Linked DNA regions of Homo sapiens: region 1 is linked to region 2. Evidence: chromatin contacts called from ENCODE Hi-C or POLR2A ChIA-PET data. All regions are on one chromosome and are shown on one strand. Each heading gives the region's core, a stretch centred on a gene start or an enhancer-like site at or near the end of the contact. The rest is flanking DNA. Distances are from core to core; before and after follow the strand shown.

Region 1 (2,700 bases), core at 109-2,608, 1.1 Mb before region 2:
TGCAAATGGATGTGAAATTCACTCGGAAGTTTTTCTATTATTTTTATCACTCTAATTCAAAATACACCTGCCAGCATTCTTTTCTCTGATTCACAAGCACCTCTTTAAAAACAGACACAGTGTAACTAAAAGATAAATATTTAAGGTGATGGATATCCCAGTTACCATTTGATTACATGGAAGTATTAGATTATTACAGGTACCCCCAAATATGTACATCTACTATATATCAATAAGAAAAGGCTTGGAAAGTAAAAAAGGAAAAAAAACAGACATATACACACCCAATAGTGCACGTGCACATAACATCTAATTTTAAGTAGAAACGCAGTGATTTCATATCATAAAGAAAAGGAGTTTGGGGCCTTCCGTGCTGAGCCTTAGTGTTGGTAGGAAACACTAACAGGCAGTGCTGGGGACAAAATCTGTGGGACTCAAACAAAACGAAAATGTGGGTCCCCTTGTGAAGAAATCATGCAGATGGCCAAGGCCAGGACAGCAGAGGGCTAAGCTAAGTTCGTGTCCCATTCCCTGCAGCCAGCACTGCCCAGGAGCCGCCTTCCATTCTCAAACATGTAACACAGAGGCACCCGATGGCAGAGATGGCTTCACGCTAGCTGTGCAAAGCTGCCCACCATCATCCTGGAAATCATGCAGACGGCCAAGCCCAGGACCGTAGGGCACTAAGCTAAGTTCATGTCCCCTTCCCTGCAGCCAGCACTGCCTAGGAGCGGCCTTCCATTCTCAAACATGTAACACAGAGGCACCCGATGGCAGAGACGGCTTCACGCCAGCTGTGCAAAGCTGCCCACCATCATCCTGGAAATCATGCAGACGGCCAAGCCCAGGACCCTAGGGCACTAAGCTAAGTTCGTGTCCCCTTCCCTGCAGCCAGCACTGCCTAGGAGCGGCCTTCCATTCTCAAACATGTAACACAGATGCACACGATGGCAGAGACGGCTTCACGCTAGCTGTGCAAAGCTGCCCACGGTCATCCTGGGCCATGGTGCAAACTAGACGGTGGAGCAAAGGAAGTTTCAAAGCAAGCGCCCCTTCCTCTTCTTGGGCAAAACAACTTCTCTTTTGTGTTCTTCCAGCAGCCTCGACTGTAAAGACCTTTCGGTCACTGCATTAGCCCTTGTCTTTCCATCTGGCTACTCAGCTGCTGCTATTAGCTGAAACATCACTTAAAACAAGAAGCAAGGCATTAAATGTTTCATTCACCCAGGCAGCAGCTGTGGGGAGATAAAGGATGACATGCAATGGAGACTTTAAACACCAGAGCCCTGAGAGGACAGGGGTCTTGGGCGGCACCTCTTATTTTATCGGTGGGCAGCAGGCCTGTCCCAGGGAGTGGTCACTGGGGAGCCAAGCCTGTCAAACACCTTTTGGCAGGAATTGTCACAAAACAGGAACCTGCTGGGAGGACAGAGACATTTCAGCCAAAAAACAAAGGCCCTCGAGCCTTGGGCATTTTATTTTGCTTTGAAAAAAGACCTTTCAGCGAAGAAAATGGCATCATTGTTCTGCTCCTGAGCACTGATACCACAGCGGGGTCACTGTCCCCTAGTGCCCAGCACACCCTGCACAGCCTTGGGGACAGGGGCAGGGGCTGAGGGGCCACAGGAAGGCCCCAGTGAGGGGGAAATTGTCCTTCAGTACAGAACACTCATTTGCAGGGAATGTGGGGCTCGAGCCAAAAGGGCTGGCTGGCTTCATCGAGGCTGTGCATCGTGTTTGAAAGTGTGTTGAGCCATGTTTGTCCCCAGTGCCAGTCCCCACCTCCTATCCGGCAGGGCCGTCCAAGGTCAACGAGAAGAAATGAGTCTTTACTGAAATGCAGAAAGTACTGTGCTTCCCCAGCATCTGGAAAACCTGCCCTCCCTACAGCAGTGCCACTGGGGACAACGCTGTGTTCTCCTTGGGGGTGTGGCCAGTGGCCTCCCACTGTGGAAGACGGCCTGCAGGGCCTCTCTGCGAAGGTGACAACTCCTCTCAGCCGCTCCCTTGGCGAGTCCCTGTGCTAGATGAGCGGCTCGCTGGTTCCGATCATTCCTTTCTTCATTTGTTAACGGGGATTAAAGGACATTTCTCCAAGACCCCCTCCAGAATCTGCAAGACCCAGTGCAAAATGAACATGCAGGCCCCATGAACAAGCAAGGTTAAGAATTTCAAGGCAGTGACGAGGGGGCATTAAAGAACCCAGCATGGGGCCCTGCTAAGCTTGGGCCGGAGCGCCCGCCCAGGTGGCCCGTCCGTGACTTCTGCCCTGTGTGCTTGCCCGGATTGTTAGGAAGAGTGATCAGAAACGTGTGTGAAATCGGAGTGCTGCCCAGCTCTTGATAGATCCCGGGTGGATGATGGTCCAACTTAAACAGATGGCCAGGAAGGAAGGAAAGGTATTTCCGTGGAAATCATCTAAATCAAGATGCAGAGCCCACGTGTGAAAAGAATGTGTTGCTAAGAAGTCATTATTTAGATACAATGAGATCAAACTATATAAAGAAAATGAAGTGGAAATATGGGTTTTACCTGCCCCTCTCTCCTCCCAGTGAGAAAATGGAGTTGAAATATGGATTTTGTTTGCCCCCTTCCAAGGCGAAGAGGACGTTTGATGATGTCCACGTCCGAGGGCTGTGCCTGAGCATCAGAGGCAAATGGAAGTCAGGTCTCCTATGAAGACAGAAGTTCCAGTGACCC
Region 2 (2,700 bases), core at 129-2,628:
TGTTTTCTCCTGATCCGTGGCTCACAGGCTCAGTGTGACCCAACCTCCTAGATTTCCCCATCAGTGCTATTTGCAGTGCCCCCAAGCACTTTCCTCCACTCCAGTCCCTGAGCGCATGCCAACGGCCCTATTTTCAGCCACCCCTCTCCATGCCTCTTGTCTGTCTCTAGCTGACAAGCAGATTATCTCTTCTGTCCACTTTGTTTGCCAATGTACTTTGGCACCATTGAATTCCAACACATGAAGTAAACTGAACTGTGTACAACGCTGAGCACACACGTGGTTTGGAGAGCAGCCCCTTGTCAGGATCCAAAATGTTCCCAAGCCTTGTTGATATTTGGGTCACTGCAGATCTCTGAGTCCCCCTTCCTTTTTAATCTTCTTCCCCTCAACTCATTCTCAATTTCTCTCTCTGAAACCACCTGTGAACACACTTATGCATTCAAATAGATGCATACTGTTCATGCTTATATTTTTCTGTAACCGTCATATCTAATAAATACTTATCATCCAGGAAAAAAATGTTGTTGGGCAATAATAACATGCTAAATAATGGCAAGTCCATTATCATATTTTTGTAGCAGTATTTCCTTTACTTGTCACACACACTTGATGGAAAACTTCAAAAAGTTAATTTGAAGCAGTCTTTTCAGAAAACAAAACTGAGTAAAATCATTTACCATCGTTCAAAAGAGCAGTCCCCAATATTAACAGTAGCAGGGACCCATTTTGTCCACGGATGTGGTAGGTGGGGGATGGTTTGGGGATGAAACTGTTCTTCTCAGGCATTAGATCCTCATAAACAGCACCATCTAGATCCCTGGCATGCGCAGTTCACAGTAGGGTTTGCACTACTGTGGGACTCTAATGCCGCAGCTGATCTGACAGGAGGCAGAGCTCAGGCGGTTGTGCCCAATTGCCCACCACTCACCTCCTGCTGTGCATTCCTTACAGACCACGGACCAGTACTAGTCTGTAGCCTGGGGATTGGGGACCCCAGATTTAAAACGCTTTTTTAAAGATTGGCACAAGTATGCCTGTTTTTGCTGTAATTATATTAACTGCATATCTGTACACTATCCCGACTAGCCTGGCTTTTATTTCTGCTTCTTCACTTTGGTGACTTCTGTCTCTGTTTCCTGGATTTCCATGTTCCCTGTAAACATGAGTCTCATATTATCCTAGGGAAGCTACACATAAATCACCAAAGATCCTAATGTTCAGGAGAAAGGGCAAATTCTTTGTTCCATTTTGTTGGCTCTCGTTTTTTCCTTTCTAGTCCAAGTCAAAATAACTCAAGGGTAGTTGGGCAAAGTAGCCATAATGAGTAAACACTTAACAGGGCGTTTCACCCAGCAACTGTCTGCAGATAGCAGTTGCATGAATCATGCAGAACACGTGGATGTCTGTTAGTCTCCAGGGATTACCAGGCTCTGACTCAAGGGTGGAGTTTGGTTACAGAGGCACTTCACATGCCTCAGCAACCTGGGTAATGTCAGTTGATCCTATTATAGGCAGAGGATCAGCAGTATTCAGACCAACACTGTGTTCATTCAGTTCCAGTCCAAAATTACAGTGGCACAGCCAAATAAATCTAGGTGGCACAGAAAAAGCTACTTATAATAGAAGCTACTGGAAGTCCAGCTTAGCTATGGCTCCAGGCTTAAACAGATTCCCCTGTCAATATCCTATTTGTCACTCCAGGACGGTGTGTCAAAGCAACGGGCTAGGTTTCACCCTGCCCCTGCCTTCAGTTTCTTTGATGTTTAAATGCCTCTGTACAGGAATCTGTTTGAGAAACAGATCTATTTTTATTCATAATTACTTCTCCATCTGTCTCGGTATTTTCTATAAACAGAGATTAACGTCCTGCGTGTTAACCTATTTTAATCTGTGAACTATTCAGAGCCAAAATGTCTTTTTAAAGAGTAACAAGATGATATGAACATTCTGTTTCACAAGGCAGAGCTGAGCGTTACTGCAGGTTCTTCAAACCATTCAAAGAAGAATGGCTTTAAAAATAAAGTCTAAGGAGCGTTTCATTCACTACCATGAAACTACATATCAGCTTGATTTTTTTAAGCTAGCAGGAAAAAGCGTTCTCATGAAATGTTTAACGTGGATATTTGTCTTTGTGTGGGTTCTCCCTTTGATGTATTTGGAGGTAATTTAAGAATGAGGGTTTGGGACTGGTAGGGCCTCCATCATTTATTACACAATCTTGAATAAAACCCTGAAGTTCTCATTTCTTTAGGTTCTCCATACATAAAATGGGAACAAAAATGCCCAAGTCTAACTGAAATGTTATTGAAAGGATGATATAAAGTAATGTGAAAAATATATAAAGAATTGCCCAAATATGTGAAATCCTGTTATAACTAAATCTAGAGTCATTAGGTGGAACTCAACCATTACTACATAAATAAATGGACATTAAAGACTCATTGACTTCACTAAATCAACATCTGTTAAACAATTGTATAATATATGCCCTTGTGGATTTTGTGGCAAAGCTGAGGGTCTTTGAAATATAAGAAGTGAATGCTTGCATTGCTCATCTGAAAAATAATTTCTATATCTAGACATGTCCATTTCTAGCTATAAATGATAAAAGTTTGTTTCCTCATTCCACGGCTATATTTTTGTCACATACTGTTTTTTGTTTGTTTGTTTATTGAAACAGAGAATCGCTCTGTTGCC

What was found. A loop is a pair of places that touch in the nucleus more often than their neighbours do. ChIA-PET counts read pairs that join two places held with the same protein, here RNA polymerase II (POLR2A). Pooled maps may share reads with other maps.
Region 1: a loop to region 2 is called in a map of gastrocnemius medialis, with 10 times the contacts of the local background. The contact joins two enhancer-like sites. A Hi-C loop is called at or near these places in 2 of 168 maps with a recorded cell type or tissue (Right ventricle myocardium inferior and gastrocnemius medialis) and 4 of 50 pooled maps. POLR2A ChIA-PET finds 5 or more read pairs at or near these places in 1 of 52 experiments (activated CD4-positive, alpha-beta T cell).

Annotation. Positions count from the first base shown.
Region 1 is chr10:3,569,266-3,571,965 of GRCh38, forward strand. All of the region lies in intron 1 of LOC105376360 (a long non-coding RNA gene), which reads left to right. Among named protein-coding and RNA genes, the nearest start is that of LINC02669, 68 kb to the left of the region's middle. Within about 2 kb of position 1,359, at least 6 of the 41 ENCODE cell types and tissues checked have a DNase peak (open chromatin) inside an H3K27ac peak, as active enhancers do; they include gastrocnemius medialis, where a contact is called at or near this core.
Region 2 is chr10:4,661,898-4,664,597 of GRCh38, forward strand. The region is part of intron 1 of MANCR (mitotically associated long non coding RNA); the gene reads right to left. LINC00705 (long intergenic non-protein coding RNA 705) reads left to right here. Exons shown (of 3, transcript NR_015425.1): 3 at 1-522. Among named protein-coding and RNA genes, the nearest start is that of LINC00705, 7.1 kb to the left of the region's middle. RefSeq lists enhancers at 1-423, 424-1,406, 790-1,989, 1,260-1,554, 1,280-1,574. Within about 2 kb of position 1,379, at least 24 of the 41 ENCODE cell types and tissues checked have a DNase peak (open chromatin) inside an H3K27ac peak, as active enhancers do; they include gastrocnemius medialis, where a contact is called at or near this core.